Linked DNA regions of Homo sapiens: all the other regions are linked to region 2. Evidence: chromatin contacts called from ENCODE Hi-C or POLR2A ChIA-PET data. All regions are on one chromosome and are shown on one strand. Each heading gives the region's core, a stretch centred on a gene start or an enhancer-like site at or near the end of the contact. The rest is flanking DNA. Distances are from core to core; before and after follow the strand shown.

Region 1 (2,792 bases), core at 210-2,709, 400 kb before region 2:
CCTGACTTGATTATGATAGGTTTATCGGGATGTAACCCCATCGTAAATCAAAGAGCATCTGTATTCGAAATACATTTCATTACAAATTATCTTCCTGAACACTCTAATGCAACAGCTCTTATCAAGGTCCGCAGGGACCAGACCCTTGCCAAACTCAACTGTCAATTCTCTTTCCTCATCTTCTTCAACTCAGGGACACGTGACACAGCTAACCCCTCTCTCTCTCCATCTTGAAATATCTTTTTCAGGCCAGGTGTGGTGGCTCATGCCTGTAATCCCAACAATTTGAGAGGCCGAGGTGGATGGATCACTTGAGGTCAGGAGTTCGAGACCAGCCTGACCAACATGGTGAAACCCCATCTCTACTAAAAATACAAAAATTAGCCAGGCATGGTAGTGCGCACCTGTAATCACAGCTACTTAAGAGGCTGAGGCAGGAGGATCGCTTGAACCCGGGAGGCTAAGGTTGCAGTGAGCCCATATGGCGTCACTGCACTCCAGCCTGGGCGACGGAGCGAAACCCTGTCTCAGAAAAAAACAAAACCAAAAATAAAAACCAATAAAAGTCCTTGGCCGGGCGCGGTGGCTCACGCCTGTAATCCCAGCACTTTGGGAGACCGAGGCGGGTGGATCGCGCCTGTAATCCCAGCACTTTGGGAGGCCGAGGCGGGTGGATCACGAGGTCAGGAGTTCAAGACCAGCCTGGCCAAGATGGTGAGACCCCATCCCTACTCAAAAAAAAAAAAAAAAAAAAAACTACAAAAATTAGCCGGGCGCGGTGACCGGCGCCTGTAATCCCAGCTACTCGGGAGGCTGAGGTAGGAGAATCACTTGAACCTGGGAGGCGGAGGTTGCAGTGGGCCGAAATCGAGCCACTGCACTCCAGCCTGGGCGACAAAGTGAGACTCCGTCTCAAAAAAATAAAATAAAATAAAACAAAAATAAAAAATAAAAATCCTTAACACGGCCCACGAGGCTCCATGGAATCTGGCCCCAGCCTGTCCACTCAACCTCATCTACTACAATCTGGGCACTCAAAATGTGGTCTGCGGATCAGCAGCATGGAAGTCACCTGGGAGCGAGTTAGAACAGCAGCCTCTCAGGCCTCCCTCTTCATCTGCTGGATCAGAACTTGAACTTTTTAGTTTGAGTAGAGCGTCTTCCATGCTTACAAGCTTCCCCTTCACCCTGATTCAGCCATAAGGTTATTTCATATTCCTCACTTGCCGCTCCTGGAAACTGACCAGAAGTACTGGCATCGCGCGTAGGTACAGGCAAATACGCACCGGCTCTTGCGCAGGCGCACTGCGTCTCCGTCGGAGCGCTGCTATTTGAGTACGCGTGCGCTCAGAGGAGCGGCGAAGGAGGCAGGGCCTATTTGCTGGGCTGTCCGGGATGGGGGTGGCCGGGACCTGAAAGTAGGAGAGGGGTTTCCGCTTCCGGCAGGAGTCGGAAGTCACTATCTCCCGGGTGAACGGAGCTTTCGCAGCTGGAGAAGGTGAGTGCTGGTGCGGCTCGTGCGAGTGGGCGTTGGGGGTGGGCAGGACTGGAAGTTCCTCTACTCCGTGCGTTTACGGGGTCCTGGAGGAGGCTCCTGGGACCTCGAGCTTGGGGGAAAGCCGGTCGGGGAGACTGACTCCCCCCGACCCCATCCTTCCAAGCGCGACTACCGGGACGCCTGGCTCCTCCCGGCGGCCGTCGGGAGGCGATGCCGAAGCTTTAGTGAGTCTGGAGGAACAGCCAACCCCCCACCTCTTGGGTACCAGCAGATTCGGGGGATGACTCCTCTGCCATCCCCTTTTGGCGCTCTTGGACTTAACGTTGTCACAGGACAGGCTGAGGCCTCTGCATTCCTTGTGCAAGCCAGACCCCATTCATGGGATGGGGAGACTGTAGTCCCTGGGCAAAATGAGCTTCTGGGGCTCATCCGTAGATTTTGTTTGGACTTTTTTTTTTTTTTTTGAGAGTGAGTCTTGCTGTGTCGCCGAGGCTGGAGTGCAGTGGCGCGATCATAGCTCATTGCAGCCTCGACCTCCTGGGCGCAAGCTTCCCACTTCAGCTTGCCGAGTAGCTGGGACTACAGACTCAAGGCTAATTTTTGTAATTTTGTAGAGATGAAGGGTCTCACTCTGTTTCCCAGGCTGGTCTGGAACTCCTGGCTTCAAGCGATCTTCCCACCTGGGCCTCCCAAAGTGATGAGATTACGGGCGTGACGTCCCAAAGTGATAGAGTTACAAGCAAACTGATTGAGTGATTTATTCAGTAATGGTTATTGCTGGGCACGGTGGCTCATGCTTGTAACGCCAGCACTTTGGGAGGCCGAGGCGGGAGTATCTCTTGAGCCCAGGAGTTCCAGACCAGGCTGGGCAACATGGTGGGTCCCTGTCTCTACAAAAAATACAAAAATTAGCTGGGCGTGGTGCCGCGGCTAATTTATATTTCAGAGGTAGAGGGGCAGGGGGAGGATCGCATAAGGAATGTGTGAGGGAAAAAGACATTGAGGATGAATCCAAGGTTTCTGATTTGATTATCCGGAAAGATGGAATTGCTGTTAGCTGAGATGAGGAAGACTGGAAGAGCAGGTTGCAATGTCAGGGGCTTGGTTTTGGACATGATATGTTTAATCTTAGGTGGAAGTTAGACATCAGGTGGAGGTGTGGCTGAGGCAGATAGATCAGAGTCTGCAGTTCAGACTCAAGGCTGGAGAAGCAGGTGGCCTCAGTGTAGAGTAGGCATGAAGCCCTAAGACTGGGTGAAATCTTCATGTGGTGAGTATAGCCAGAAAGGAGAGG
Region 2 (2,700 bases), core at 71-2,570:
CGCCAGGCGCGGTGGCTCACGCCTATAATCCCAGCACTTTGGGAGCCTGAGGCAGGCAGATCACGAGGTCAGGAGTTCAAGACCAACCTGGCCAACATAATGAAACCCCGTTTCTACTAAAAATACAAAAAATCAGCTGGGTGCGGTGGCGGGCACCTGTAATCCCAGCTACTCGGGAGGCTGATGCAGGAGAATGCCTTGAACCCAGGAAGCAGGCTGGAATGCCTTGCACTCCAGCCTGGGCAACAGAGTGAGACTCTGTCTTAAAAAAAAAGAGAGAGAAAGAAAAAAAGATGCCATCTTAACATCTTGTTTCTTGCAGAAATACCAGTGTCTAGCATGGAACCAGCACCTTAGAGTCAGCACTGATCTTTTCTTTGTTTTGTTTTGTTTTGAGACAGGCTAGTCTCAAACTCCAGGGCTCAAGCGATCCTCCTGTCTTAGCCTTCCAAAGAGCTCAGACTTACAGGCGTGAGCCACTGCACCCAGCTACATGCTAGGATTCTATGTATGTTTCATTAAACAACTATATAGCACCTACTGAATAGGAGACACTATCACGCCAGGCTGGGCTCGGTGGCTCACGCCTGTAATCCCAGCACTTTGGGAGGCGGAGGCAGGAGGATTGCTGGAGGCCAGGAGGTCGAAGTTGCAATGAGCTATGATTGTGGCACTGCACTTCAGCCTGGGTGACAGAGCAATACCTTGTCTCTAAAAAAAAAGTAATAAGAAGAATTCTCACGCCAACGCTGACACAGGCACTAGTATGACCCTCATTTTACTAAGGAGGAAAGTACCGCACAGAGAGGTGAAGTCTGTCCAGGGTAACACAGCTAGTAAGTGGCAACGCTGGGATTCGAACCCAGTAAATCTGGCTGCAGACGCCATTTTGCTATGCAGCCTCTCATAGAATCTACTTATTCTCTATGCTTATTGTGTATCCCACGCACACACTGTAGGATGTAAGTTCCAGGAGAAGCTGCTCGCTGCTTTGCCGTTAGAACCCCACCCTGCACAGAGCAAGCGCTCGACCTATGGAGAAATAAACAGCCGCTTTCTCTCCCGCGCAGGCGCATCGGGAAGGATAACGGAGCCTCCCCCTTCCTGCGCCGATTGGTCATCACCGATGACTGACGGAGGAGTGGTCGCAGGCGCACCAGGCCAGACCAAAGGCGGCTTAGCCCAGTCTAAGATCCTGTTCCCCATGCCTATTGGCCATTGCTTATGACTGACGTATCAAAAAATCCAATGGAAAGCAACCTCTTCTGGAAGAGGGCGGGCCCCGCGGACAGTCAAATTTGCGCGGGTTGGAGCCTGGCGTAGTCATGGCCGCCTTCCGCGACATAGAGGAGGTGAGCCAGGGGCTGCTCAGCCTGCTGGGCGCCAACCGCGCGGAGGCGCAGCAGCGACGGCTGCTGGGGCGCCACGAGCAGGTGGTGGAGCGGCTGCTGGAAACGCAAGACGGTGCCGAGAAGCAGCTGCGAGGTGAGGGTCGGAGCGTGGTCGCGGGCCCACGGGGGAAGGGGCCCGGGTGCTGGGAGGGGGCGACCAGGCCCACCTCAAAACCCCTTCTCTCCTGGACTCTCCCATCTCCTGCCCTATGCCCCCTGGGACGGCCCCCTCTGAGCCTTAGTTTCACCATCTGAGAAATCGGCTTTATGACAGCAACCATCCCCCACCCCCCAGGGGTTTAGTGGTAAATATAGGAGTCTGGAGGGGTTGGCCCCTTCTGAGCTCTCCGTGAGCAGGAGCTGGGGGTCTCAGGGTTTGAACTGGGGCTCAGGAGTCAAAGCTCCGGGTTTGAATCCTAGCACCCATCCCCATGTCCGCTGTGAGACTTGAGGTGAGTTTCTTAAATTCTCTGTGCCTCAGCTTCCTTCCTTGTCAAATGGTTGTGACAATAGCCCATCCCTTCTTCCTGAAGGCATTCAGATGTTTTATGGAGCATCTGCTGCTGCCAGGCCCTGGGCTCACCGCAACCTCCACCTCCCGGGTTCAAGCTATTCTCCTGCCTCAGCCTCCTGAGTAGCTGGGATTACAGGCGCTTGCCACCGCACTCGGCTAATTTTTGTATTTTTGGTAGAGACGGGGGGTCACCACGTTGGCCAGGCTGGTCTCAAACTCCTGACCTCAGGTAATCTGCCTGCCTCAGCCTCCCAAAGTACTGGGACTGCAGACGTGAGCCACTGTGTCCGGCCCATCTTCACTATCTGTAACTGCACAGTTCAGTGGCCTTAAGCACATTCACACTGCTGTGCAACCATCAGCACCATCATCCATCTCCAGAACTTTCTCATCTTTCCAAACTGAAGCTCTGTCCCCATGAAACACTCACTCCCCATCCCCTTCTCAGACCCTGGCACCCACCAGGGTTCTACTTTCTGTCTCAAATTTGACTCCTCTAGGAACCTTACGAGGAATTGTACAATATCTACCCTTCCTAGTGGAATCATACAATATCTACCCTTTTGTGTCTGGCTTATTTCATGGAGCATAATGTCCTCCAGGTTCATCCATGTCATAGCCTGTATCAGAATTTCCTTTCATTTTGTGTACTTACTGTGAGACAGAGCCTCGCTCCATTACCCTGGCTTGAATGCAGTGGTGTGATCTTGGCTCACTGCAACCTCTGCCTCCCAGACTTAAGTGATCCTCCCACCTCAGCCTCCCAAGTAGCTGAGAACACACTTATGCGCCACC
Region 3 (2,905 bases), core at 153-2,652, 450 kb after region 2:
CTCAGATCGCAAAATTGCACTCCAGCCTGGGCAACAAGAGCAAAATTCTGTCTCAAAAAAAAAAAAAAAAAAAAAAAAAAAGAAGGATATTGAGGATATGGGAGAAGCCTAAAGCCTCCCCAATCCTCTTGTTGCCACCATTATTTCAACAGATATTTGTCCAATTAATTTGTTTTTTTTATTTTTTATTTTTTATTTTGGTAGAGACAGGGTCTCCCTGTATTGCCCAAGCTGGTCTCCAACTCCCGGCCTCAAGTGATCTTCCCGCCTCAGTTTCCCAAATTGCTGGGATTACAGGCATGAGCTTCCACGTCCAGTCTTAATTTGCTAATGAGAGAAAAACTGCAATAATAATACTTAAGCTACTACATGGCTGGGATGGAGATTTACTGACATCATCTCATATGTACTTGTCAACAATTCTACCAAAGACCTGCTACTATTTACCCCCGCTTTGAGTTGGTTCAACTGAAGCTCAGCGAGGAGTGACCTGCTCAAAGCCACACAACAGCTAAAAAACAGGCCCCGTGTAAACTTCACCCCCTGACAGACAGGGTAAGGAGGCGGCTCCCCAGGGTCCTCTCACCCAGCGCATTCTGGATCTGCACGGATTTCTCCGGGCTCAGCAGGGTCTCATTGCCGTCGTAGGGGGAGCGGAAGCGGACGCCCTCCTCCGTCACCTCGGACAGAGACACCAGCGACACCATCTGGAAACCGCCGCTGTCCTAAGGGAAACCCCACCGCAAAGCTGTCAGGGGGTGGAGATGGGGACCCTTCACTCCAGAGAAGGGCCCTAGAACGTCGGCTCTCTCCTCAGCTCACCGTTAGCAGATTATGAGGCCAATTCATGAAGCCGTGGAGACCGTTGGCTTTCTGGATCAGCTCGGGTCCCTGGGTTGATGGAAGAAAGTGTCAGGTTAGGGGTGACCGCGTCCCTGGGGGCCCTTCTTGGGAGACAGATCTGGCCAGCTTTAGTCCCTGCTGCTCTTTCACGCCCAGTACAAGGCCTGGTCATTGGGGGCGCTCAATACAGCTGGTCGATTGACTTTGGGAGGAGTGTCCGGGCCTGGAGGACGCTCCATGGCTCCCCACGCCTCGCCGCCTCGCCGCCTCCCCGCGCGGGCAGAGCCCACCCACCGGCCTTAGACCCAGATGGTAGGTATTGCCCAGGCAGATGCGGCAACCCAGAGCGTCCAGCTGTTCGGTCGTGATGCCCTTCATGGTGGCCTGCGTGCCCACTGGCATGAACACAGGAGTGGCCACTGTCCCATGCGGCAGCCACAGCTCGCCTGCCCGGGCCCTGGAGCGGCTGCATTCGGCCACCAGCCGCATGATCCGTGGGGCCGACTCCAGGGAAGCCTGGGTAGCTGCTCCCGCCATCTTGACTGTCGGAACCACGTGGGCCGTACCACACAGTGGGCGGCGCCATGTTGGCCGCTGTCACGTGACCACGCGATCCGTTCTGGAGCCCGGGAAAGCGTCGGGGGACCATGGCAACGGATTTGAACCCCTGGTCCTGGCTGGGGGCCCATTTAACTCCTACCCACAACACGCTAAAGCGAAGAATCAGAATTGAACTGGGAACGAATCCCATCCCTAGCACTTTCGAGCTACAATCAGAGACTCTCTTAGCCATAATTTTCTCTTGGATAAAATGTGGCGAATTACAGCATCTCGGCATAAAGACTTTGTAAAGATTGAATAAAGGGCCGGGGGTGGTGGCTCACGCCTGTAATCCCAGCACTTTGGGAGGCCGAGGAGGGAGGATCACGAGGTCATGGGATGGAGACCATCCTGGCTAACACAGTGAAACCCCGTCTCTACTAAAAATACAAAAAATTAGCCGGGCGCAGTGGCAGGCACCTGTAGTCCCAGCTACTCCGGAGGCCGAGGCAGGAGAATGGCGTGAACCTGGGAGGCAGAGCTTGCAGTGAGCCGAGATCGTGCCACTGCACTCCAGCCTGGGTGACAGAGCGAGACTCCATCTCAAAAAAAAAAAAAAAAAAAAAATTAAGCTGGTGTGGCTGGGTGCGGTGGCTCACGCCTGTAATCCCAGCGCTTTGAGAGGCTGAGGCGGGCGGATGACCTGATGTTGGGAGTTCGAGACCAGCCTGACCAATGTGGAGAAACCCCGTCTCTACTAAAAATACAAAATTAGCCAGGCATGGTGGTGCATGCCTGTAATCCCAGCTACTCCGAAGGCTGAGGCAGGATAATTGCTTGAACCTGGGAGGCGGAGTTTGCAGTGAGCCGAGATCGTGCCATTGCACCCCAGCCTGGGTAACAGGAGCAAAACTCTGTGTCAAAAAGAAAAAAAAGTTTTAAAAATTAAAAAATTAACAGGTTGTGAGCCAGGCACGGTGGCTCACGCCTGTAATCCCAGCACTTTGGGAGGCCAAGGCGGGCGGATCACGATGTCAGGAGTTCAAGACCAGCCTGGCCAGTATGGTGAAACCCCGTCTCTACTAAAAAAATACAAAAATTAGCCGGGCGTGGGGGTGCGTGCCTGTAGTCCCAGCTATTCGGGAGGCTGAGGCAGGAGAATCGCTTGAACCCGGGAGGCGGAGGTCGAGCCACGATTGCGCCACTGCACTCCAGCCTGGGCGACAAAGCGAGACTTCATCTAAAAAACAAAAACAAAAACAAAATCAAAACAAAAACATTAACATGGTGTGGTGGCACGCCCCTGTAGTCTCAGCTACTCAAGAAGCTGAGGCAGGAGGATCACTTGAGCTGAAGAGTTGGAGGCTGCAGTGAGCTATGATTGGGCTACTGTACACCAGGCTGGGCAACAGAGTGAGACCGAAACCCTAAAAAAAAAGATAATAATAATATACAATATTATATAGTAATTGTTATCATTACAACTGGATCTGATATCTGTCCTGGCCAGCAGAGAGCGCTA
Region 4 (2,964 bases), core at 225-2,724, 440 kb after region 2:
TGCTTCCTGAATCCTGGAAACAGCCCCAGAGAGTGGAGTTTGCCCACTGGACAGATGGGCACACCGCGGCTTCTCAAGGCTGTCCAGAGAAGGCTACATCCCAGCGCTAGCCACTGAGGCCTGATCACGCAAGAAGCCCCTTCCCAGGCTCCAAAGGAGGGCCCCCAATTTGTAGGCTGTAGCTGGGAGGCGGGCCCCTGTGTTCTAGCACTCGGAAAGGAATCCTGAAGTAAGGTACCCCCAGAGTCCTCCTTCCAGCTGAGAGGGGAAGTAGGGTCCAAACCTCCTCCTTCAGCTCTGTTCTCCCCTCTACCCTCCTACCACCCCTTTCCAGAGCCGTTGTGCCAGACACTCAGGGGTAGTCATGGGCAGACTAGGAGATGGCCAGACAGACAGAAGAATTCACACGGAAGAGAGGAGCCAGCGCTAGCCAGGAATCAAGCTGTAAGAGTCAGCCAGAGAGAATCAAACAGGGTCCCCTAGGAGTCAGCTAGCCAGTCAGACAGTAGAGGCCAGCTGGTGTCACCCAACAGAGGGACTGCTCAGTGTTAAAGTCTGTGAGGGGCACGGATGGGCGGCCAGACAGCAGAGGTCACCCTGGACAGCTAGCCAGACAGCAGGGGGCTGCCAGGTGGGACTGGACAGATGGACAACCAAATGGTGGTGGCAGGGAGGCTTGCCCAGGACAGAGAGACAGCCAACCAGACGGCGGGGGCAGCTCCAGATACAAGAACAAGCCAGCCAGACCGCAGCGGTCGCCCCAATAGATATCTAGATGGCCGGTTTCACCTCTGATGGACAGCCCGAAAGAGCAGAAGAGGGATCTACCCCAGACCCACGGCCAACCAGATGGCAGACTTCACCCACGAAAGCTGGGACCAGATGGACCGCAGGGTTCCAGCGCACCTCCTGTCCTACGGCGCCCTGGCCCGTGACACCGCCCCTGGGGCCCGGGCCTGCTCCGGAGCCCCTGCAGGGAGTCCTCTGCCCAGGGCGTCCCACAGGGCCCGCCTCCCCGACCCCGTCCGGTTCCCCGCCGCGGGCACGCAAGCGCCGCAGTTACGCCGGCGGCGCACGGCGCGCCATTCCCGGTCCGCCCTCCGCGCCCTAGGCCGCCACCCGCCCGCGATCCCTGCCGCGCCCGCTCACCGGCCCACGAAGTTCTCCAGCACCGAGCTCTTGCCGGCGCTCTGGCCGCCCACTACAGCGATCTGCGGCAGGTCCAGGTGGCAGCTCTGGCCGATGGAGCTGAAGGCGTCCTGCAGTTTGTTGACCAGCGGGATCAGCTCTTCCATCCCGCGGTTGCCCATGGCGCCGGCGGCCCCCGGCCCGAGCGCCCTGCGCTCCTCGCCCGCCGCCGACCCTCAACGACCTGGCCCCGCGGCGTCTGTAGCCGTTGCTCCCCGCCCGCCCGGGCCTCGGCAAGACGCCCGCTCCCGGCTCGGCCTCACGGTCGCCGCCTCATCCGGTTCTCAGGCGACACCCGACCCGAGCGACCTCCCGCCCCGGCCCCGGGGGCTGCGCCCAAAGCACTCGCGCCGCACGCGACTGGCCTGCTGCACCGCCACTCGGATACACTAGCCAATAAAAACTAGGCACGGGCCTATGGTTGAGTAAACCTTCCCCCTGGGGACCGTCTTGCTGACTTATTGGACAAAAGAACCGTCACTGTTGTGCAACAGCCAATAGCGGCAGAAAGCAAGTTGTCAAGAGAGGAAGGGGGTGTTTCCGAAAAAGGCACGTTGGCTCTGCCCATTGGCGAAGTTCCACCATCTTATTGGCAGGCAGACGTGCCAGTAGACAATGTGGACCAATGGTGTTGGGGATTGAGCTACTACCTCGTTCCCTAAGAATTTCCCATTGGTTCATATAAATATCACTTCGTTGCTCCAGCCAACCAGGCAAAAGAGGGCGGGCTTTAACATCCGAATCTTGACTATCATTGAGAACCATATCTGTCAATCAGAAAAACTCCCGTTCTTCCTTGTGATTGTTGGATGTCTGCAACAGCCTTCTGAAGTATAGGATAGATCCCACCGTACTCGCTCAAGGGCGACACCTCGTGGTGGGATCCGATGTCTCGATTTTTGAGTTTCCTGGCACTGGGGAAAACTACAAGTCCCAGAGCGCATCTCAGTTCCCAGACTGCAAACCAGCTCTGGGAGCAGGGTCCCAATGCGCTCTGCAAATGGTAGAGGCCAAGTCATTGCTTCCTAGGGATAGAACGCAATAAAATCACTCCTCCACGCCTTTGCAAATGCTGTGCCCTTTCTGCTCACGCCCGATCTTGACGCCGCTAACACTCCAATGTTTTCCCCCACTTCTTCAACTTTAGCAGATCATGAATCTTTTTTCTTTTCTTTTTTTTGAGGCGGGGTACTCACTCTGTCACCCAGGCTGGAGTGCAGTAGCGCGATCTTGGCTCACTGCAACCTCCGCCTCCCCGGTTCAACCAATTCTCCTGCCTCAGCCTCCCGAATAGCTGGGATTACAAGTGTGAGCCACCACGCCCAGCTAATTTTGTATTTTTAGTAGACGGGGTTTCACCATATTGGCCAGGCTGGTCTCGAACGCCTGGCCTCAAGTGATCCGCCCGTCTTGGCCTCCCAAAGTGTTGGAATTACAGGTGTGAGCCACCGCGTCTAGCTAATGAATCTTCTTTTCTTAGAAACTGGGTCCTTACTCTGTTGCCCAGGCTGGGGTGCAGTAGTGCACTCATAGCTCAATTCAACAAGCACCTGGGCTCAAACGATCCTCCCGCCTCAGCGTCCCGAGTAGCTGGAACCACAGACGTGCGCAACTATGCCCAGCTAATTATTTTTATTTTATTTTTTATAGAGACAGGGTCTTGCTGTGTTGTCCAGGCTGGTCTCAAACTCCTGCGCCCAAACGACCCTCACAGGCCGGCCTCCCAAAAGTGCTGGGATTACATGTGTGAACCCCCCCAACTGGCTTTAGATCTTT

Evidence for each region. Hi-C counts contacts between places; a loop is a spot of excess contacts on that map. ChIA-PET counts read pairs that join two places held with the same protein, here RNA polymerase II (POLR2A). Pooled maps may share reads with other maps.
Region 1: a loop to region 2 is called in a pooled map, with 8 times the contacts of the local background. The contact joins the promoter of ELOF1 here to the promoter of SPC24 in region 2. A Hi-C loop is called at or near these places in 5 of 50 pooled maps. POLR2A ChIA-PET finds 5 or more read pairs at or near these places in 6 of 52 experiments (B cell, BJ, HCT116 and 3 more).
Region 3: a pooled map shows a loop between it and region 2 (4-fold over the local background). The contact joins the promoter of QTRT1 here to the promoter of SPC24 in region 2. A Hi-C loop is called at or near these places in 1 of 168 maps with a recorded cell type or tissue (naive thymus-derived CD4-positive, alpha-beta T cell), 2 of 37 single-sample maps with no recorded cell type and 8 of 50 pooled maps. POLR2A ChIA-PET finds 5 or more read pairs at or near these places in 2 of 52 experiments (T-cell and naive thymus-derived CD8-positive, alpha-beta T cell).
Region 4: a map of naive thymus-derived CD4-positive, alpha-beta T cell shows a loop between it and region 2 (18-fold over the local background). The contact joins the promoter of DNM2 here to the promoter of SPC24 in region 2. A Hi-C loop is called at or near these places in 1 of 168 maps with a recorded cell type or tissue (naive thymus-derived CD4-positive, alpha-beta T cell), 3 of 37 single-sample maps with no recorded cell type and 8 of 50 pooled maps.

The regions. Positions count from the first base shown.
Region 1 is chr19:11,557,897-11,560,688 of GRCh38, reverse strand. It overlaps ELOF1 (elongation factor 1), which reads left to right and starts at 1,459. Exons shown (of 4, transcript NM_032377.4): 1 at 1,459-1,498. RefSeq lists an enhancer at 1-135.
Region 2 is chr19:11,154,402-11,157,101 of GRCh38, reverse strand. SPC24 (SPC24 component of NDC80 kinetochore complex) reads left to right here and starts at 1,320. Exons shown (of 5, transcript NM_182513.4): 1 at 1,320-1,485. The coding sequence starts at 1,326. RefSeq lists a silencer at 1,204-1,363.
Region 3 is chr19:10,699,936-10,702,840 of GRCh38, reverse strand. QTRT1 (queuine tRNA-ribosyltransferase catalytic subunit 1) reads right to left here and starts at 1,402. Exons shown (of 10, transcript NM_031209.3): 1 at 1,138-1,402; 2 at 823-891; 3 at 587-725. The coding sequence starts at 1,380. RefSeq lists enhancers at 419-608, 1,369-1,458, 937-1,685 and a silencer at 1,089-1,148.
Region 4 is chr19:10,716,589-10,719,552 of GRCh38, reverse strand. It overlaps DNM2 (dynamin 2), which reads right to left and starts at 1,474. Exons shown (of 21, transcript NM_001005361.3): 1 at 1,150-1,474. The coding sequence starts at 1,310. It overlaps MIR638 (microRNA 638), which reads right to left and starts at 1,149; the gene lies at 1,050-1,149. RefSeq lists enhancers at 316-455, 1,896-2,015, 2,206-2,395 and a silencer at 946-1,615.